Regions from separate parts of the Homo sapiens genome. Here region 2 is linked to region 1. The links are chromatin loops, found by intact Hi-C in ENCODE. Cell type or tissue: heart left ventricle. All regions are shown on one strand. Links, peaks and the distances in the headings refer to the core of each region. The heading gives the core; the rest is flanking DNA.

Region 1 (11,654 bases), core at 3,828-8,827:
CCACCCTCAATCTAAACTGGACCTCACGCCAAGCCCATCTTTATTCCTACAATGGCCTTACTCAAGCCTGTCCACACACGTTCTTACTCATTTGACATGAAATTTTGACACAGATAACATAAAACCCATAATAAGGGCCAGGTGTGGTGGCTCACGCCTGTAACCCCAGCATTTTGGGAGGCTAAGGCAGGTGGATCATGAGGTCAGAAATTCAAGACCAGCCTGGCCAAGATGGTGAAACCCCATCTCTACTAAAAATACAAAAATTAGCCGGGCATGGTGGTGGGTGCTATAATTGCAGCTACTTGAGAGGCTGAGACAAAGAATTGCTTGAACCTGGGAGGCTGAGGTAGCAGTGAGCCGAGATCATGCCACTGCACTTCAGCCTGGATGACAGAGCTAGACTCCATTTAAAAAAAAAAAAAAAAAAAAAAAGAGAAATACCCATAATAAGTCACTGCAATGAGTTCATCAGTAACCAGCTGATTAACAAGGGTTTCTAATTCAAAGAGCATGTAAGGCTAGTCACTGAGAAAATTTGAAATGCCACAATCTTCTCGCTCACAGATGTAAGAAAAGGGTATTTTCACTAATTTGACAAAAATCCTAAACAGTTACATGACATTACCAACAATGAGTTACAAAGTTGAAAGGAATTGTTTTAAAACTAAACTTGGTCAACAATCCTAAAGATTTTTCTATTCTCTCTTCAGTAAATATTAACAAAGTCATCATTATATGGTCAAAGTGCACTTAGACAGAAACGTAGGAAAAAGGCCATTGAGGCTTGCCAGGGAATCAATGAATAAAAATACTTTTGTGGATGTTGTGATTTATGTGGCATTTTCCAGGTTTTTATTATTTAATTTGGGGGCATATTTTTTCTCACTTTAAATAATACTCTCTTGCATATTTTTTATATATTAATAGTTATTTTAAATTAGACATTCTAAATTTTGAGACTGTAGATTCACATGCAGTTGTAGGAAATAATGCAGAGGAATTCTGTGCATTATTCATCCCGTTTCCTATTTCCCCAATGGCAACATTGTGCAAAACTATACTATAGTATCAAAACTAGGATAATGAGGCCGGATGCAGTGGCTCATGCCTGTAATCCCGGCACTTTGGGAGGCTGAGGCAGGCGGATCACCAGAGGTCAGGAGTTCGAGACCAGCCTGACTAACATAGCAAAACTCCGTCTCTACTAAAAATACAAAAACTAGCCGGGCATGGTGATGGGTGCCTGTAATCCCAGTTACTCAGGAGGCTGAGGCAGGAGAATCGCTTGAACCCGGGAGGCGGAGGTTGCAGTGAGCCCAGATCACGCCATTGCACTCCAACCTGGGCGACACAGCGAGACTCTGTCTCAAAAAAAACCAACCGAACAAAAACCAACCAAACAAAAACACTAGGATAATGATATTGATACAGTTTACATATAATTTTTATATTTGTACCTTTGTGGTTTTTTTTTTCTAAAGAGCTCCCTACTACCCCCAGTATGATAGACTTCAGTCCCCCTGTCTAACATGTGCCGGACACCATTCAAGGTGCTGGGGATGGAGGACTGAATAAAAGAGCCAAAGTCCCTGGTCTCAGGGAGCTGCCACTCTATTGAGGGAAATAGAAATAAAATATACAGCATATCAGATAAGTATTATGGAGAAAAATCAAAGAATAAGGAGGTAGGGAGAATCTGAGATAGACTGACATTACTAATTTAAGAAGGGAAGCTGGAGAAGGAAGGCAGTATATGATTGCTTTACCTTTTAATAAATCTCACTTTGGAGCTCAAACGCCACCCTAAGACTGCTAGATCATACTTGCATTATACAAACATCTATGTCTCTAAGGAGGTGTTTTATTTCAACATGAGGTGCAGCATTAGCATCACCAGAAAATGCTTTTAGCACAGAGGATGTAACTAAAATAGGATCTATGCCCAAGGCAACAATATTAAAGAGTTCCAATGGGAAAGTCTGTTATTAATATGTAATTTAATTTTAAGAACTGCTTACTTTGTCCAAACTACATTGTCTTGGGAGCTACTTGTTTTGTCATTTGAAAATAATGAAGTGCCAAAGTCAGTACCAATCACATTAAGTCAAAGACACAAGACAGAGAAGTCTGCGGCAGCTATTTTTTTTTTAAAGGCAGCAATGAGCTCCCAAAGAATAAATCATTTTCAACCCATAGGCTTGCATAGAAAAGAGGCCTCCATGAATGTGGAGTTGAAGAAGCCAGCCATAGCAGAGAGGGCTCTGCAGACCGGGCATGTGTTCTGCCCCTGGCAATTAGTGTGTGATGTGATGAAGACACTCAACTTTCTCAGATGATCAAATCAAATGACATATTTAAGCTCCTTCTGTGATGATGACTTGCATAGAACAGTTGCTCAATAACTGTTTCATTTTCATCCGTTTCATTCCATCAGTGGTAAAACCAGGATGACATTCATAATAAGTACATTGCAGGAGTATAGCATTGTTAGAATTTAAGGCAATAACCCATGTTTAAACAATCATGTAAACTGGAAGACACCATAACTGTTGGTTTTCATTCTTGAATATGATAAACTTCATTCTTTTTATGATTTGTTTTGCTATGTTTTGAACTAAGAGAATATGACAAGTATTTGGAATTTTCTAGAGTGATAGGTCATAAAAAATTGTCTTACCAATTGTTTTGGCTACTGGAGTAGTGATATGAACTAATGTTGCACAGAAGTCTGAAGGGTGAATGACTGATGTTAAATGGCAGTCAATTAAAAGTGAATATATAAGTATGGTTAAGTGTAGAAAACTGGCCTATCAGAAAGTATAGTGAACTGAGAGAACTAAATTATAGAAATATTGTACTTGATTGCTCCTAAGTATTGGGAACTTTGAATTCCCAAGAATATATGAAGAATAGCTTTTCTTTCTCACCTTTTACTGGACCCTGAAATAGAATCAGGGTCTCCCTAAAGACAGCTTAACTCTGCTTTTGGCTGTGACATTTCTCTGACAGTCTCTGAAAGAGGATCAATACAGTAACACAGCAGCTCCTCACAGATCAAGACCCTAACTCACAAAAAATAGCTGGGTGTGAAGGTGGTTGCTGGAAAGGAAGAAATGAAGAGAGAAAGGAATGAGACATTATTGTGAAGCCCAGAGACATTATTGTGAAGCCCAGAGACTTTAGGCAAGATTTGATCTAATGTCTTGGTGATGTCAGCAGTGTGTCCGTATCACTCCCCTCTCCCTCCCTTTCTGCTGCCTCATCTCAAGTGGCATCCCCTCATGTTTGTTGGTTTCACAGAAGAAAAGGAAGGCCAGTGTAACTTGGAGCTTTGTGATGGGGAAACATGCAGGAGAAGCAGCAGGTGGCAGATTGGAGGAGGCAGATTATCTATGGCCTTGTATACCTGGCAAAGAGTTTGAATTTTGTGTTGAGCAGTAGGAGGCCACTAAAGATTCTTAATCAAGGGAGCTACATGACATGCTGTACAGTCTTAAAATATCACATTGATGGCGAGGACAGAGTGGTTTGGAGAAGGATCAGAGAAGGGAAATAAACAAGGAGGTGGTTATAGTGTCTCTTGGGTCTTGGTAAGGAGTATATGTGGGAGACATGAAGAAAAAAAAGCAAGAGTGAAGTATGTTATTTATGGTGATTGATTGCAGCCCAAGTTTAGAGTGTTCTTCTTGGTATTTATCTTGCCAGGTACCCCAGATGTACTACCTGACTATGGCTAATGTTTATGTTAAATATTTTCCATTTTGGTTACTTGAAAGTTTTTAGCTCAATATTATAAAACACAAGAGGAAAAAAAAGTGACTAATACAAGAAACAAACATAGCAGAATTAGACCCCTAAGGAATTTAGATCATAGAATTTGCAGAAAAACACACTGAATTACATTTGTTTAAGATAGATAAAACTATTTAAAAAAGGATTAAGACACCAGAAAAGAACAAGAAAATGTGAAAAAAGAAGATGATGCATATTTGAAAAAGAACCAAATAGAACTCTTAGAGAAGGAAAATATAGTCATTGATATAAAAAAACTTCAATAGGTTAAGCACAGATGAAATATAGCTAAATTGGTAAACTGGAAAAGAATGAGGATATTCTCTAGAATGCATCATAAGTATGAAGTGGTGAAGAATTTAAATGAGAGATTAAGAGATGAGAACGGCCAACACATGTCTTAACGGCAGTTCTGGAGAAGATAACAGAAAGGATGAAGCAGTGGCTGTAATATAGGAGTATGGCTGAGAATTTCCTAGAGTTGATTAAAGATATGATTCTCAGATACAGACAGCACAAATCCTACTAAGTATGATAAATTGAGGTAAATCAACATTTGAGAATTTAGATACACTGCAGAGATCAAAGGAAAAGAAACCTTAGTGTTAATCAGAAAAAACCCAGGATGTCTTCAAAGGAATAATACATAGTGGACTTCTGACCAGCGATAATGGAATCCAGAAAGACAGCAGAATAAATCAAAGTAGATCTTTACATCCAGCTAAGCTCTAACATGAACCATAGCAAAATACAGACAATATGGATCATCAAGAACTGGAAGAGTTTACTATTAACAGATCTTTGACATGGATTTTTAAAGAATATACTTCTGGAAGGAATGTGAAGAATGGACAGTGACACAATGAGATACTATGTCATACCCACTAATATGACTATAAATAAGAGAAAATAACAGTGTTGATGGGGATGTGGAGAAGTTGGTACCCTCATACACCGCTGGTGGGGATGTCAGATAGTGGAGCCATATTGGAAAACAGCCTGGCAGTTCCTCACAAGGTTAAATACAGACCTACTATATGACTCAGCAATTCTACTCCTAGATTTATACCAAGAAAACAAAAAAAAAATGTCCACACAAAAACTTGTACATGAATGTTCATGGAAGCATTATTTTTAATAGCCCAAATATGGAAACAACCAAATGCTCATCAACTAACGAGTAGATAAATAAAATGTGGTATATCTATACAATGGACTATTATTTGAGAGTTAAAAGTAATGAAGTACTGATACATGTTACAACATGGATGAACCTTGAAAACACTCTACAAAGCAAAGGAAGTCAGACACAGGAGACCACATATTGCATGATTCAATTCATATGCAATGTACAGAACAGGCACATTTCAAGACAGAAAGTAGATTAGTAGTTGATTAGGGCTGAGAGGTTTGGGGAAACAGAGGGACTGCTAATGGGCACAACATTCTTTTTGGGGTGATTAGTTCTAAAATTGATAGCAGTGATGGTTGCACAACTCTGTAAATGTACTAAAAACTACTGTATTGTACACTTTAAATAGTTGAATTATGTGGATATGGATTGAATCTCAAGAAAAAAGAAAAATGAATAAATAATGGTCAAAGAAATTGGTAAATACATTGGTGAGTAAATCTACTTGCTAAACTGAAACGAAAAATGAAACAATTTAAAATAGGAGACAAGTGGAGAAGGTAGAAATCCTTATTAACCCTAGACTCTATTAAAAAATCCATGCATAATTTTAAATTCATAAGGGAATAGGAAAGAAACAAGTTATATAATCAATATAAAAGAAAATTAAAGAATTAGGGAGCTAAGGGTCCAACTCAATAATTAGAAAAGAACAAACCCAAAGAAAGTAGAAGGAAATAATAAAGATGAGAGCAGAAAAAAATACAAAATGGTGGGTATTAAAGTCAACTGTTGGTTTTCAAAGAGACTAATATAGAATATGGAAACCTTTTTCAATAATAATAGAGGGAATTTATAACTAATATAAATGAAAAAGGGACGTGGCTACAGATTGGAGTAAAAATGATACGAGAATATTATAAATAACTTTATGTCAATAAGTTATGTTGACTATCAGGAACATACTGTAATTGTTATACTTAGGAAAATGAAATGCATTTACATTAGAGCCAGTACCAAAGCAGTAAGACCAGCTCTCACTTCTCCAGTTCAACAGTGTAATGGAGGGCTTAGCCAGTGTAGTTAGACAATAAAAGAAACAAACATGGAAACTGATAAGGAGGGGGAGATTATTCACTTCACATGGCTCCATTGTTCTTGCTATAAGTAGGTATTGCTTTTGTACGGAAAGAATTCAGTAAAATGAATGAAAGAAATAATTGACTATTTTCTCAAACTTTTGTTTTAAAAAATATATTTGGTACCATTTTTATTCTTTTCTCCCACCCAAATCTCATGCTGAGTTGTAATCCCCAATGTTGGAGGTGGGACCTGGTGAGAGGGATTGGGTCACTGGGGTGGTTTCTAATGGGTTAGCACCGCTCCCCTAGTGCTGTTCTCCTGATAGAGTTCTCATGAGATCTGGTTATTAAAAAGTGTAGCACCTCCCCCTTCTCTCTTGCTCTTGCTCTGGCCATGTTAGACGTGCCTACTTTCCCTTTGTCTTCTGCCATAATTGAAAATTTCCTCCTCAACCATGCTTCCTGTACAGCCTGCAGAACCGTGAACCAATTAAACCTCCTTTCTTTATAAATTACCTTGTCTCAGACGTTTCTTTATAGCAATTCGAGAGCGGACTAATCCATAAACATTGCAAGGAAATGGATGAATCGTCACAATTAGAAGGGTATATGATTTTCTACCTACAAAAGCCAAGGGAATGAAAACCAGTAAGAGTGTGTGAACAATAGATTTACATCATTCTCTTCGTCATAGTCACTGTCTTTGTTATCATATAATTACTACTCTGTTCTAGAGTCTGTGCTAAAGATGTGATGTTATTATCTCATTTAATCCTCACAACAAACTGAAGAGGTATGCTGTTGTCATCCCTACTTCAGCGGCGAGGGAATCTGTTGAAAGAGGAGTCAGCTTAGCTCCATGCACAGAGCCAGTGAGTAGAAGATCTGGGATGTCAGTCGAGGGAATCTGAGCTTGCAGACTTCGGCCTCCACCACTGGGCTGCGCTGCCTCCAAACACAGCCTTCTACTCCAGAGACTGGAGCAGGAAAAGATGTTATTCTAGTTGCCAGACAAATCATCAAGGCCCAGGAGTAAACCAATTGAAATATGCCTTAGACCTAAATGAAGGAAAGTACTAACCAGTACTGAAGGACATAAAAGAAAACCTAAATATAGAGAAAATCATACCACTTTTGGGGCAAGGGTGGGCGATGGTGGCACTCATTACTGTGAAGAGGTCATTACTCTAATCTATGAATTCAGTTCAATCCCAATCAGTACCTCAAAAGGATTTATTTAAGAGAAATTTGTTAAGCTAGTTTTAAAGTTCATTTGAAAGAGAAATTCAGAAGCCATAAAAAAAATTACAAGTTAGGCTACATAAAAATAAAGATTTCCGTATGTCACAAAACATCATATGTAGTTTTTTTTTTTTTTTTTTTTTTAAATGATCATCATCTAGGGAAAGCTACTTGTCACATATAAGACAGACAAAGGGTTATATCCCTAATAAACTAAGTGCCTACACACTGATATAGAAAAGAAAAACAACTTGATTGATAGATTAGGTAAAGCTATGATCAGGCAATTCATAGTAAAGGAAATATAAATGGTCAATAAAATATGAAAAGATGCTCAAACCCCCTAGTAGTCAGGTAAACAAAAATAAAATGATGGAAATTTGATTTCTGCCTGTCAGACTGGCAAACGTTTAGAAGATTGATGGCATCTAGTACTGGCAAGGGTGGTGGGAAATTCATATGCTTTTCAGTGTTCATGGAGATTTAAATTGTTACAGTCTTCTTAAAAAAGTAATCTAGTGGTATTAAAATGTAATATATATACATATGCCCTTTGACACAGAAGTTCCATTTTTTAGAAATATAGTTTACAGAAATAAATAAGGCAGCTACTCAGGGGGCTGAGGTAGGATAATCGCTTGAACCAGGGAGGCCGAGGTTGCAGTGAGCCGAGATCATGCCACTGCACTCCAGCCTGGGCAACAAGAGCGAAACTTCATCTCAAAAAATAAAAAATTTAAAAAAAAAGTAAAGTATGTGTAAGTTTGTTATCCCAGCATTGTGTGTGATGGAAAAAAATTATTTGAAAAAAATATAAATGGTTGAATTGTGGCTCATTCTTACTATTGATAATTATGCAGCTTTTATAAAAGATTACATCTATAGGAACCAAAGTTAAGGGAAATCTATAGTGTTATTATTAAATGAAATAAACTACTAAGTAGTGGTAACATTAGTTTTGTTAAAGCAAAATCCTATATAATATGTACACCTTTATCTCATATATAGGAGATATATTCCATATATATTTATCCTGTATATCCTTAAATATATTTACATATATGTGTATAAACATAAGGAAAGTTGTGGGAGAGTACTTATAAAACTTAATATTGGTTATCTCAGGATACTGAGATTAGAAGCATGGAGGGGGAGACTCTTAACTATCTTTACATAGCTCCACTGTCCTTGTTATAAGCATGCATTGCTTTGGTACAGAAGAATTCAGTAAAATAAAGGAAAGAAATAATTTGCTATTTTCTCAAACCTTTGCTTTAAAAAATATATGAAATACCATTTTTATTTTCTCCCTCTTAATCCCCTATTTTCTCTGCAAGCCTGATATTGACCAGGGCTGATTTTGCCAATTACGATAGTTTTCAAGATAGAAGTCCCCAGGGTTGGTGAGGGACCAACATATATACCAGACCATAATACATACCACAATGGCATGCTTTGTGTGTAAAAGGATTTCATTTTCTCTAATTAATAGCTTAGTAGTTTTTGGACATTAAGCCTCAAATAAGCCCTGGAATTAATGTCATTCCGTCTATGTAGTGATTTACCAAATTCCAGATGGTTCCCTGGTGTGGTCCTTTGTTCATGATGTCAGAGTTACTAATCCCTTTTAGCCAAGCAAGCATTTATTATGTGTTGCAAATGCAGATACTCTCAGGTCACCAGTAGGACATTTGGTTAAGAGATAAGAGGAGGAATCATTTGTCTCTCCTGATGATCTGGTGGAGATACTTGGTGTGGTGGGTGGGCTAGCTGAAAAAGAAATCAGAGAAATTCCCAGGAAGAACTGCTTTGGGGCTGGCTAGCTAGTATCTTTCTGACATTTTTTTCTCCTTCAGAAATCCTTTGCCTTACTCAGAACCCTTGGATTAAGTAATAGGAACTGCCCCAGTCAAGTTCAGTTTTTACTAGGATTTTTTCCCCACCAAATATGAACAAATGTAATTCCTGGGCTTTGTGAATTTCTGTTGTGATTTTAGTAATGTTTTTGACATTGCTAACAGACTCTGAAGAAAAATGCAATCTGTCAGTAAACCCTTTAATATAGTAAGGTTTTTTTTTTTTTTTTTTTTGAGATGGAGTCTTGCTCTGTCGCCCAGGCTGGAATGCAGTGGTGTGATCTCAGCTCACTGCAACCTCTGCCTCCTGGGTTCAAGCGATTCTCCTGCTTCAGCCTCCTGAGTAGCTGGGATTACAGGTGTGCACCACCACACCTGGCTAATTTTTTCTATTTTTAGTGGAGACTGGGTTTCACCATATTGGTCAGGCTGGTCTCGAACACCTGACCTCGTGATCCACCCACCTCAGCCTCCCAAAGTGCTGGGATTACAGGCGTGAGCCACTGCGCCCAGCCATTTTTTTTTTTTTTTTTTTTTTTTTGAGACGGGTTCTCCCTCTGATGTCCAGGCCAGAATGCAGTGGTGTAGTCAGCTCACTGCAGCCTCAAACTCCTGTGGTCAAGTAATCTTCCTGCTTCAGCCTCACGAGTAGCAGGGACTACAGGTATGCACCACCACATCTGGCTAATTTTTTTTTTTTAATTCTGTAGAGATGAGGTCTCACTGTGTTGCCCAGGCTGGTCTTGAACTCCTGGCCTCAAGCAATCCTCCTTCCTCGGCCTCCCAAAGCACTGGGATTATAGGCATGGGCCACTGCACCTAGCCAGACATTTTTTTAATTGTGGTAAAATACACATAACATGGTTACCATCTTAGCCATTTTTAAGTGCACAGTTTAGAAGTGTTAAGTATATTCATATTGTTGGGCAACCAATCTCTAGAACATTTTAATCTTGCAAAACTGAAACTATACCCATTAAACAACTCCCCATTCCCCTGCCTCCCAGACCCTGGTAACCACTATTCCACTTTGTTTCTATGAATTTGACTACTCTGGATACCTCATATAAGTGGAATCATCCAGTATTTGTCTTTTTGTGTCTGGCTAATTTTGTTTAGCATTATGTCTTCAAAGTTCATCTCTGTTGTAGCACGTTATCATAATTTCTTTCCTTTTTAAGGCTAATATTCCACTATGTCCATTAAGGGATTTCATTCATATATACATATATATATATATATACATATATATATACACACATATATATATACATATATATACACACATATATATATACATATATATATACACACATATACATATATACACACATATATATACATATATATACACATATATATACATATATATACATATATATACATATATATACATATATACATATATATGTATATATATGAATGAAATATATGAATGAAATATATATATGCACACACACACACACACATACACACATATTCAAAAGCCTTAGATATAAAAAATATTCACTGTTTTAACCCTCGAAAAACCTGTACTCATTTATTTATTGAAGTTGACTAAAATATGGCCGAGTACTAAAAAAACTGATGACTGAGTCACTACTCTGGAAGTTCTCAAAGTGAGGATACAGTGATTATCCAAGGCTGGATGGGTCATTTGTGCAATATGTAAAAGTAACAAAGACATACCACCTTAAGTTACCCTATTTCAGGGCCTGTTGTTTCTAGAGAATTCCTTACAACTCTCCCTTGCAAAACTCTTCCTCTCACTCATAGAAGATCAAAGTGGAATTTACTAATTTAAGGACTAATATTTCGCTTATTGTTCTAAGCTTATAAATTCTGCCTCTTACAGAAAACAGACCCTCTTCCTTGTTTTAGATCATATTTGCGTTTAGTATTTTTTTTTTTTTGGCATTAGAAACAGAAAGGAGAGAGGCTGCTGAGTCCCCTGCTAAAGCTCTAGTCTAAGACTGACATTTTAAAATTCAGCAGACAGAGCAAATCCACATGATTCCAGGACTTGCCTCTCAAGGTCAGAATATTTAGTGAACACTTGGGTCAAATCCTCTCCTTGGTATCGGTGCCAGGATGTTGGCCCTCAGTTCACCTTCCTGAGCTCTTTGCTCAGTTCTCTTAGGGATGTTTGGCTGTGCCCCCTCAGGCCTTACTTCTGAGCTGATACGTTTGACCTCAAAATGGATAACAGGGCAGGAAGGTGGGACCAGCTTCTGTCACACTGTGCAGTTTATTTTCTATCAATAGCCCTGTTACAGTGCACAGGCTCTTGGGTTCCTTGAGGAATGGAGCCATTTTGTAAACAAAACACTGTCATTTTAAGCCATTAGAATGCATTCTATGAGGCATAATGGCCAGCGGAGAGCTACTGGGAAAGTCGGATGAAGCACAGAGTGAAGTATTTGGTTCTCTGGGTCTCCTGTGATTTAACTGCCCTACAAACTCAGCCTTCCCATTAAATACTGTATTAAAAAAATCTCTGGAGCAAAAGCAAATATGTGCTTTTCTTCTCTGAGAAGAGATGGATTT
Region 2 (11,654 bases), core at 2,899-7,898, 190 kb after region 1:
AAACTCAAACTTACTTAAATTAGAATATTATACAGATCTCCTCACCTACAGCTTCCTTGTTTGACTAGGTTTTTAGTTAAGAAGAGTTATTCTGTAACAGGCAACTGGATGGTGAGTTTGAAAGACTAATCTCTTAGATTAGACTGTTGGCATGGGCCTCTCAATCTTGTCAAGCTGGATGAAGTCTGGCAAAATCTAGGCACTTCTACAAAGTCTCTCTTATAAAACAACTTTAAAAATATACTTGTAAAATAATACCTTCAAGACTTTGTTTGGTGGGGTATGAAGCTCATACCGTGCAAAGTTTCTTTTTCAATCTATTTAATGTTAATCTAGAATCACATGATTCAACGTGGCATCTCCAGGCAAACCAAACACCACACTTTGATGTGTCCCCAGTACTTGTGCTTGAATTTCCATTCAAATTTTAGACCTGCAGGACAGGTATCGGTTTTACTTCACCTCTCATCTTTGCTGCAGCATTTATATTGTCAAGAAGTGAAACATACCCTTTGATCCAGTGGGTAAATGACATGACAGTAATTAGAGCTAGAATCGAACCTGCCCTTGGAATATGTTTCTTTTTTAACTAATGCTAATTGTTTATTGCTAAATTTGAAATATTCTGAATCGAAATGAGTAAACTGGCTGGACTTTCTGCATCAGCTATAGTTATGGAGATAAGACAATATTCCTAGGACAGAAACTATGTTTAGAAACCCTTTAAAAGTAAACTTTATCCTTTATGTCTTTAAACATCACAGCTGGTCTCAGGTAGTTAACTATCTTAGGTTGGAATATACTAAGCATACCATATTTAATACTCATATATGAGATAGCAGCACTAGCTTCTTAGAGTTGTGGTCTGTCCAGAAGAACTACATCTTTATTTAGCATGCAGTTTGTGGCAATTCTATTGAGGAGGAAACAGGATAGTATGTACAGTAACAATGTTTAGTTATTCTCAATGCAGATTCTTGGCATTCCATTCCGTTTCTGCTGATTATTTCAGAATTATCTGTTAAAGAGAAAGACAAGCATGATTTAGGTATCCTTCTGGGAGGAAAAATAATGAGTTTAAGTTTTACTCTTCAAAAATAGACATTTGAAAATCAGAGTTTTCTTCAATCTCTCATTATTTTGATGCAATTATAAATTTGCACAATACCCGCCCTTCATGCTGAAAAACTTTACACTTAACCACTTCTGCTATGTGGCCACTATAAAGAAAGATGATTCAAATGCACAGTACTTTCTGGAAAACTGTGGCAGCATATAGAGAGGCATGCATGTTTAGACCACAATTTCTTTTTAAAATTTTTGCTTTATAGCTCTTTATTATACATTCACATTATTGTCCAATTCATATTTGCTACGGTGATCAGAAAGTCTAATCAGAGAATTTGTTTGTACTGAAAAGTCATTTGTAAGGCTTAAATATAAATATTTCAAAATCTATAATAATCAGATATTATTTATCTATTAACTTGCATTTTTAATTCAAAAATGTATTCCCATCAAAAGTAATTTTGTTCCCAACACATAACGACAACCAGTTCAAATTCAAGGTATATTTAAATGTCACATATCAAAGAGTAAAAGGGATAACAGTCTATTAAGGCAGTTAAAAAGTTCTTAATACATCCAAAAGCACAGCTAAAGCACAGATAAAGGTAAACTATTAAGTGCAAGCTGTGGTCCCTTGAGTCTGATCTCTAAGTTCATTTCCAGCTCCATACCTTTGCAAAGGAGAAGGAACTTGGCCCGTGTGGTCCAATCCATTAAATGTCAAGGTTAAAAGCCAAGTTTTTAACACACCGTAACAAAACTATTTAATCTTTTCTAATGCTTTGACCAAATTTTGTGTAATTAATAAGCAAAGCGTTTATTCATTAAACAAGAGTCTGTTAGGAAATAACTGGTAAAATTTGTTTATAATGAGAGTCAGCTAATACTTCTGCACACTAGGATTCAATTCCCAACAAAAGCCTTATTTTCCTAAGCATACTGTATTATCCTGTTATGTATAATTTCTCCACGTGGATATTTTTTCCCTTTAAGTGAGTGCTCCTGTACTTTATATGCAACAATTTTAGTATATGTTCCTCCCATGAAATAAACATGAGTATTCTTTATTTTATTGAAACAGACAGATGTGTAGAGAATTCATAAAAATAGAGAAAGAACTAATTTACATTAAATATTTATAGTAAATGGAAACTTAAAACTTCAGATAAGGTCATTCTTTGATTCTTAAATATTCCTAGGAATGTAAAATTAACTGGGAAAAATAGCATTCCTTGTCTTGTGTACTAACAGACATGAATAAAATTAATAAGATATTATTTTATATGTAAACACAGCATCTAGTATTTGAATACTATTATCTTTGAATATTATCATTGCCAATAGGTAATATTCAAATTTTCTAGATTTAGATATTAAATAGAAATGTTTTGATTTCATCCCTTAGTTTCAAGCCTATCTGTAAGTTTTCCAAATAAGAACGCACCCTAGTCCATCAAATCATGTCTGATTTTTCTTTTTCTTTTACTTTTAAAAAAAAAGTTTCTAAAATAACTCTGGAAAAAAAATTGCAGTTTCTTTCTTTCTTTCTTTCTTTCTTTTTTTTTTGAGACAGGGTCTCCCTCTGTTGCCCAGTTAGGAATGCAGTGGTGTAATCACAGCTCACTGAAGCCTTGAATTCCTGGCCTCAAGCAATCCTCCCACTTTAGCCTCCTGAGTAGCTGGGACTACAACCACGCACCACCATGCCTGCCTAATTTCCATTTTTATTTTTGTAGAGATGGGGTCTTCCTGTGTTGCCCTGGCTTGTCTCAAACTCCTAGGCTCAAGAAATCCTTCCACCTCAGACTCCCAAAGTGCTGGATTATAGGCGTGAGCCACTGTACCCAGCCAGTTTCTTAAATTGATATATAATAATATGTATTTTAGAATGCATTTAGATTCTTGCTTATTTGCTGAAATTGAAATGCTATAAAGAATGAAATTCCTAACCATCTGGAAAAGAAGTATTCTATGAAAAGCATAGCAATGGCAAATTAGAATGGGCAAACGTGGGTTATGGAAGTTACCTATGGCAAGGCTTTGAACTTGTATTTGACGAACAGACATAAATGACCACTGAAATTTAATTGGACTGTAAATCAGTCTTGGAGCTAACTAAAGCATAAACTAGTCTCACCCAGACTGCACTTCCCCTCTGCCCCAGTCTACCGATGAGCTATTATATGAATAAAGACATCAATAAAAATGAGCCCTGGGACTATTGAACTCTCAGCTGTGACTGCTGCCTGGCATCTAGGCCAGAAAACTCTGGCCATCCCCTGGTCTTTGTCTTTGGCTGTCATTTGGTATAAAAAACGAATCACACTCTTGGCATCTGTGAACTTCAAGAGGTTCAACAGATTTAATCTTAGAAGGTGGGAAAGCTTTGGGTGTTTTTCCTTATAGGTTCCATTTTTGGGTGGCAGCATTTTTCTTGGAAATATCTTCTGATTATTAAATTTTTTTTTCCTGAGAAATACAGCTTGCTGATACAGTCTGTATTATCTGTACTCTGGGGTGAAATATGCCCTGGAGATATAGACAGAACAGGGATACAGATCAAGAACAGTTATCAACTGAGGGCCTGTCATATCACTAGCACCCATCTGATTGCACTTCTGTTGTTAGGAGGCACAGGACCTTACAGGCCCGAGAGTCCCAGGGGAGTGTGGGACAGATCTAGCCGGAAGACCACCCACAGGACAGGAGGAAAGTGGAAAGCCAAGTGTGTGTGCTTGTGGGGACTGGCGGGAGGGAGAGGAGAAGCTGCTTTGAGAGAAAGAGGAACCTCTTGTCTAGTTTTTAACATGGCTTTTCTTTATTCAGATTATATGTTGATTTAGCACTAAACAAACATAATTTAATGTTTGATGAATAGATACATTTTGTGTGCTTTCCTGTTACCTCTTTTCAGAGATTTTCTCCCATACCAATGATATATATATATATATATATATGTATGTATGTATATGTATAAACTTTTTCCATCTTTATTGTAGTTTTGTGGCCAGGAGGATCAAAACCTTCATGGGGTGCCTGAATATTTCATTACAGATAAGAAACATACCTTCTTAAAATACCAGGCTTATATGTGGCCCTGGCACATGGGCTACTCATCTGATGTGGATCAACCTTAATTTTGAACTTCTCCATTTCTTAAAATGCTAATTAAAATACAGTTCACCAAAGTGAGCTCAACAGACCAACTGTCCATCACTTCTTTCCTGTCCTGCATTTGGTCAAAGCTGGTGCCCAAAGTTCCCTACTCAACCTCCAAGGCACAGCACCCCATGCTGTCTTGAAAGGGAAGTGGAAAACTCATAGGGTCTGCCAGGGTATGCGTAAGTCAGAGAAACAGCCACCACATTGGGGGTCTCCTGCCAGTCTCCTCTCTGAAGCACCCTTGTTTTTGTTTGAATTTTAAGATATATCCCCTTGATTTTCAGGAGGCTCTGAGAATTTACAAGCTAGAGTCTTACAAGCTAGGTCAGTATTGTGATCATATTTTGCAGACATGGAAAAGATGACGTGCATAATTTTAACTGGCTTGCACAATGTACAAAGTGCTTGCACAAACCAGCATGAGTTTGGAGATGTCACTCTGCTCATTGGTGAAGGCATCCCCTCCAGGGCATGGGGACGGTCTGAGATAGGGCGACGGGACACAGAGGTTCCAAAGAGCATGGCTGTGCCTCATGGAGCCTGCTTCAGAGGGTGCTTAGAAGAACCCCTGTGAGCTTGGGAATCAGGGGAAGGCGAGGCCCTGGGGTGGAACCTACAGCAAATGCACTTGGAGCTTTAGAGGGGAGACAGTGAGACTGTTTGGAGGGGCTAGATGGGTGGAAATTGCTGGGGGACTGTGAGGCTGCTGGGCCTCTCATTCAGGGCATCCTTGCCTGGGTGGTCAACCACATCCTGCCCCAGGGCTCCTCCAGATGGATGTTGCAAACGTGTCTGCTTATAGCATCAGAACACCCTACCGCACCACAGTGCCGCTGCCTCAGCTGCTGAGAAATCTTGGCAAACTATGACGGTAGGAAAGAAATCAAAGATATTCAACAAGCTATATTTCTATTTGTCTCCCTGGGAGACTATTGCCTCAAGTAAGTAGTGTTTTATATAACAAAGCACCATGACAGGAGAAGGAAGTTAAATTATTAAATAAGATTCTAGCTAATCTAGTATGGTAAATCAAAATTCTGAACTGCAAGCATTATTTTCAATTCCTTTTTCCACTAAAAGGAGAACAGACAAAAATAGGAATAGCTGATGCCCACAGTATCTGTGATTCTGTTTTTAAGGCAAAGATACACTTGATCTCAAATCATGAGTACTTTTCTAAATCTTCAGTGGCCCCTCTGGGTGGAACAAGAGTATCTCTGATGCAAAAATATCAGCTGGCTACAATGGAGTCTGCTTATCAATAAGGAAAGGAAATCACATTAAGTGAATTAAACTGTCTCCCCTAGGTGGTTGGATTTAAGAATCTGATGATTCTGCTCAATATACGTTCTCAAGTTACCCCAATGTGAATCCAGTACCTGATTAGTTTCATATTTACTTGTTGAAGACAAAGCATGAATGGCTTCAAAAGCATCAAATGGGTTATTTTTCTATCAAATATGTTATGAGCAGCCATTTAATAATTATAGTGTCCTCAGTGAATTGCCTGCCATTGACTCACAGTGCAGTGGTAGCCAACCTTACTAAAAAGTGGACCAGATTAGGTACTGTCTAATACTAAGCCTCCTGGGGCCAGGCAGGAAAGATATGTAAGTGAATAGGCCAGGTCGAGGGTGTGGCAACAGCCACTCAGCCCCAGCCAAGTGCTACCTGCGGAAACATGGGCTCCATATTACTTGACCTTTTCATTTGCCAAAAGAAGCTGGAAATTCAGCAATGAATTCACATCACAGAAGGATCATATATATCTTTGGGCTAAATTCAGCTAAGAGCTGCTGGTTTGTGTCCTCATCAGCTTTACTTTCTTGAAGGCAATATCCACTATATTCACTAAGTCTGGATGGCTTCCTGAGCTGGCATCAGCCAACGCTACAGGCAACATCATGGCAGGCAGCAGTGGTAAGAGTGAGACCAGGAGAGCAGGTTTACAGGAGAGTTAGTCCTACAACTTTCAGACATTTGGCTTTCGCCCAAAGAAAGAGAGTATGTGACCAACAAGGCACCCTCTACCTAAAAAGAAAATACCAACCCTCCCTTGACTGAGTCATCAGTTATGAAACATGCATGTTTTCTTGTCTCTGCCATGTGATGATGGATTTAGGCTGAGCCATCCATACCTGTCACTCATGATGTGCGCTCAAAAAAGAGCTGAACAGGGTGAGAAACACACTTGGTTCAAAGCAAAATAGTCTCTGCAGAGACTGAAACACTGAACTTGAACTAATCAGCACCATGAACTTAACAGCTGAACTAACCAGTCCTCATGCAGAATGGTGCAAGAGAAGACAAATCAACGTAGAATTTCCTTAGTATTTCAGAGGTACCAAGTATTAATACATTCTGGGTTTTCTACCTTGAGGTTGATCTCCAGGAATTGTACGTATGTATAACTTTGGAAACTGTGGGCTTCTAGGTGACTTCTAGAAGTGTTTATACTTCTTATGTAAAAGTGCTCATTTCAAAGATTCAAGGATGTCAGATGAGTTATTTTTTAAAATGATAGCTCAATATTAAATTTGGTAAGAACTGTTCCTGCTCTGCTTAATTGATAGGAAAACATTCCAGTGAAAATGCCAAGAATTTCCATATATGCAAGTCATCAAGCAATTAGAAAAGAGAAATAATGGATGTTTTGGTTCAGTCTTCCTGTGAATAGCCATTAGGACTGTCTTTGTAATGTTGAGTTTGGATGGCATAGATAAAAAATACCTTATAACATATTTGTGCAGCCTTGCTAAACTACTAAGGAATCTCAATGCATCTTGATGTCACTAACATGGAATCTCAAGTGGGTACTTCCAAGCAGGGCTGGTGCACTAACTGGGTCCACAGCCAAACCAAGCTCTTTAAGGACAGGGGGACTGTCTCATTCATCTTTATAGCCCCAGTATCTAGGATAGGGCTGGGAATTTATTAATTGTTGCTTGCATGGATGGCTAAATAAATTGAAGTCATTGAAGACACAGTGCCACAATGCTGGCATCAACAGAAGACCACCAGACCATTCATGGGAGAAACAGGAATGGGGCAGAAAAAGAACCCTTTGCACAAGATGTGTCATCTGTGCACCTTGTTAGGGTAGTTAAGGACTCAGAAATATCTAAGAGAAATAAACATTCCCTCCCCATTCTCCCATTCTCCCTACTCCCCATTATAGATAAAGGGGAAAATATTCCAGGCTGGGGGCAGAATCACTCACAGAGAAGGGAAATACAGCAGATAAAAATTCACCTAAAGTAACCTTCTAGACTTGGTAGGTTTCTTAGAAATCTTTTGCCATGGTTACAAGGCCCTGTTTCCCCAGAAGGCAGTTAAAGATATTAATAATATTTCACTGCCTCTTTAAACAAAATTTATTATTAATTTAAAAATAGGCAATTAATTGGCATTTCCTAAAAATAGGGCTAAGCTAAGGAGGCTCGCACGTTGCTCACCCTCCCAGTCTGTGTTTCTTCATCCAGTGTTTTCTTCTGATTCTGTCTCACAAGTTCCTTCTTCCCACTCTCTGTTAGCATTGCTTCCTCCTTTAGTCTGTGCACCATTTAATATTCTCTCCACCTTTTCCCCACTGCCCCACACCTCTTCTCCACAGCAGCCATGACTGTCTGAAATGCCCTGATCTTGCCTGAGAGGCTACACTTGTGAGATCTTTCAGTTGAAGCAAACTGCACAGAGGCAAAGGGACATGTGTACATTTTGACTCCAGTATAATTCAGTACTTAATCACAGTATGGATTACTGAAGTCAAAAGAAGTGTCTTAGTCTCTTAGTGAATATATGGTATCAGATAAAAAAGTAATTAAAGCAATTATAATTATACATGTTAACAAATGTACACTTTCAAGAACTTTCTTTGGCCTATTTCATGACTATAAAATTTTAAATATAGGCCGGGTGCAGTGGCTCATGCTTGTAATCCCAGCACTTTGGGAGGCCTAGGTGGACAGATCACTTGAGGTCAGGAGTTCGAGACCAGCCTGGCCAACGTGGTTGAAACCCTGTCTCTACTAAAAATACAAAAATTAGTTGGGTGTGGTGGTGCACGCCTGTAATCCCAGCTACTTGGGAGGTTGAGGCAGGAGAATCACTTGAACCTGGGAGGTGGAGGTTGCAGTGAGCCAAGATTGCGCCACCACACTCCAGCCTGGGCAACAGGACGAGACTCCCGCTCAAAAAAAAAAAAAATTAATTATATAAAAAGCTCAGAGATCATCAGTAGTATATGAAAAGACACTTAAAAATAGTCTGATTCATTATTCTGGGGGAATATTGTTCGGAGGTTGGGCAGTGTCATGCCATATTTGACTTATTTTCAAAATGTAGTTTTATTTGCACAGAAAAGGCATACACTGAGGTCCTGGGGAAAAATTATCAAATATGACAATCAGCTTTACTCTGGAGAAGAGCACACTGAGGTTGTAATGTCCGTAATATTTCATAGCACCTTCAAGAGGAGTTTTGCCAGAATTATTGTTTTGTCCTCTGCTGTTTAGTAGAAAGTTTATATTCAAAGCTCTAATTCCCCTAGTTTCAATGATACTTTTTGTGGATGACTCATTTCTGTCCAATATTTTCCACTTGATTATATTTGAACAAAATATTTTTAGATATACTAAAGAAAAATTGTCATTTAAAACTATTAATAATTGACGTTTTACATGAAAAGCAATAATACTGTCCTCGCTGAAGATTACTGACCAGGGTTCACATTGACAACTTAGAGTATCTGGATAAAATTCATAAACGGGAATGCTCAACTTTGAATAAGATTCTGCTCTTTGCATGAGTCCATGTCACATGTAAAAACATCTAGGTTCTTATGAGTATTGCAGTTAGGCTTTGATTATAATCCCCTCCCTGACTCCAGACAGTCTCCTTCAATCCTAGCTCCCCTGGGGGAATTCTGAGGATCATTTCTGTGGCTCTCATGCTGAGATGGGAATCTTGTCCTCAGACCATCTAACAACCCATATGTCATCCAAGGGTGAACACTTTTCTTCTCCTATATGATATAAATGAGGATGAAGGTAAAGAGGCATGAGAAGGAGACTTTTCTTTCCTGGCCCTTTCCGCTGGCGTTCTAGAAGTGTTTTAAGCAAAGACATATTCAAGAGCACTGTGTATTTATTCAGAAGGAGGGGAGTTATGCGACTGTGTTTCCTCAGCAGGTGCCAGAAAAGGTAAAATCAAAACAAAACCCTAGATTGGAAGGACTGCATGATAGCCAGGAAAAAAAAAGTGAAACCCTGTCTCTACAAAAAAATTAGCCAGGCATGGCCCAAGTGAGGCTAAGGCAGGAGAATCACTTGAACCCGGGAGGCGGAGGTTGGAGGTTGTGGTGAGCCAAGATGGCGCCACTGCACTCCAGCCTCGGTGACAGAGTGAGACACCCTTTTCAAAAAAAAAAAAAAAAAAATAGTTGGCAGATGAAACCATGGCATCAAGAGAAATGGGGAAGAAGGTGGTGTGAATGGGTCTGGTGGCTACCCAGAAGCAGGCCCGAGATTTTATCTTCCTATTCCTTACCCAACATTTGTGATTCCACACCATACTTCCCATTCCGACTCCACAGGCTTTCCCCGGATGACATTCTAGTCATGGAATTCACCAGGGATTATGGCGCCTCCACAGCTCCAGCAGGTGGAGGAGGTGACGGAATTTTCTATTTTCTGTTGCATGGACATCTGGGGGTTTGGTGATATGTTTCTTGAATCCCAAAGATATAGCAACATCATAGACATGAGTGGCATTTGGCCTGGGCCATGCTTTAGCACTGTGTTACTTATAAAAATGCCACAAACTAAATAAAATGGTTGTAGGCCAGCCCAGAGATCTAACCACCAAGGCCATGGCTGTCTCTGTAGGAGAACTGAATTTCAAACCAAATGACAAAGGTAATTTTGAATATGTTTAAAATTAGGGACTGTATGTGTACTAAAGCAGGATAAATTCCTCTACTAAATCAAGAAAAAATATATAATATGTGGGACACACTAAGAAAATATTTGAAAGTGTTTAAAATATTTACAGTAAGTTGTGTAGGAAGTGAGGCTCTCTGAGATTAAATAGGCTGCTTCACTGAAGATGACTCCTGGACATAAAGTAGAATCTGAGAAAACATTTTTATACCTTTAAAAATCAGCACTGTATTCACTGCTGTATTCCCAAGGTAGGTCTTAATATTATGTAACATAATATGTAATATATGTAATATGCAGACAATATGTTACATAATATTAATTAATATAATATGTAACATAATATTAAGACCTACCTTGTTGTATACATTGAAAATATTTTCCTAATATATCTATTTTTGTTCATGGTTATTGTTGATATAAGTATATCTGGAATATTTTAAAGAACAGGAACTGGCAACTCAGGAGTGAAAAATAAAAATTTAATAAACGTGAAAGTTAAAAAAATTAAAGCAACAAGGGAATTCCAAAAAAATTCATTTATGCAGCAACAGAAAAGAAATTTCAAAAGCATTCATATATGATATGGGTTTTTTTCAAAATGAGATTTTGCTCCCAGTAATAAATTGAAGATTCAGGTCAAGAAAAATCACAGAAACAAGATCTTGTTGGATTTAACATAAAATGTCCAATCCTGCTCAATGCCCTGCTTTTGTATCCATTACCATTATGTTGGACTTAGAATCCTGGGCACATTTTGGCCACAGTACCCATTTTAACAGTGGAGTAGAATGTGTAATTTAGCCTGCTAAGAATTGGCTTTCAAGGCATCAAAGGGAGAAAAGCAACCAAATGCTAAAATGCAGTAAAAGGAACAGTAAGATTAATGTAAGGTACTGGACTTGGACATGTGTCTTTGTGTATCGTCATCATCTTACACATTTCTCAAACTGGTGGGATGCTGCTGCCATATAACAAATTTTCCAGCAAAAAAATTAGTGTTTTTTTCTTTTTAGTTCTTTGCCTGTGTGTGGTGTGTGTGTGTGTGTGTGTGTCAGAGAGAGGGAGAGAGAAAGAGAGGGACAGAGAGGGAGAGATAGAGAGAGAGGTTAACAAAAACCACTCAATTGTGTGTAAAATCTAGGTGCAAAGGAAAAATCAAAAAGAGTACTGGAGGGGAATTTCAGGAGGCTTGTCTGTGCCACCAGTCAGATTTGTGCCCTTTCGAGCCTTAGTTCCTCACTTGGCTTGTATCACGCTGGCACCTCTGCAGTGCGGTAAGTAGTTAAGCCAGGTCACCATCTGCCCTCCCCAGTAAGCCCTCAGGAAGTGCCAAAATAGCCAATCGTCGGCAAAATGGAAACCAAAGGAGGAAAATGTTTAGAGGAGGAGGAGAGCTCCCACATTATCTTGTATTTCTTTATTACTAACCATCCCCCATTAAAGCTCGGTGGTGAGGCCCATTCTTTCAGCATCACCATTTAC

Evidence for each region. Peaks named below come from ENCODE experiments on the same cell type or tissue, not always from the same donor. Only the 100,000 strongest peaks of a DNase experiment are listed, where the experiment ranks them.
Region 2: a loop joins it to region 1, with 2.1 times the contacts of the local background. A loop is called at or near these places in 2 of 110 quality-filtered maps.

The regions. Positions count from the first base shown.
Region 1 is chr13:97,570,409-97,582,062 of GRCh38, reverse strand. The region is part of intron 3 of LOC105370324 (a long non-coding RNA gene); the gene reads left to right. Among named protein-coding and RNA genes, the nearest start is that of RAP2A, 140 kb to the right of the region's middle. RefSeq lists an enhancer at 6,846-6,895. In heart left ventricle, for the core only: a CTCF peak has its summit at 6,948; no DNase peak of the experiment used is centred there.
Region 2 is chr13:97,380,686-97,392,339 of GRCh38, reverse strand. It overlaps MBNL2 (muscleblind like splicing regulator 2), which reads right to left. Exons shown (of 9, transcript NM_001382683.1): 9 at 1-1,018. The coding sequence ends at 891. Among named protein-coding and RNA genes, the nearest start is that of RAP2A, 48 kb to the left of the region's middle. In heart left ventricle, for the core only: no CTCF peak of the experiment used is centred there; a DNase peak (open chromatin) is centred at 4,959.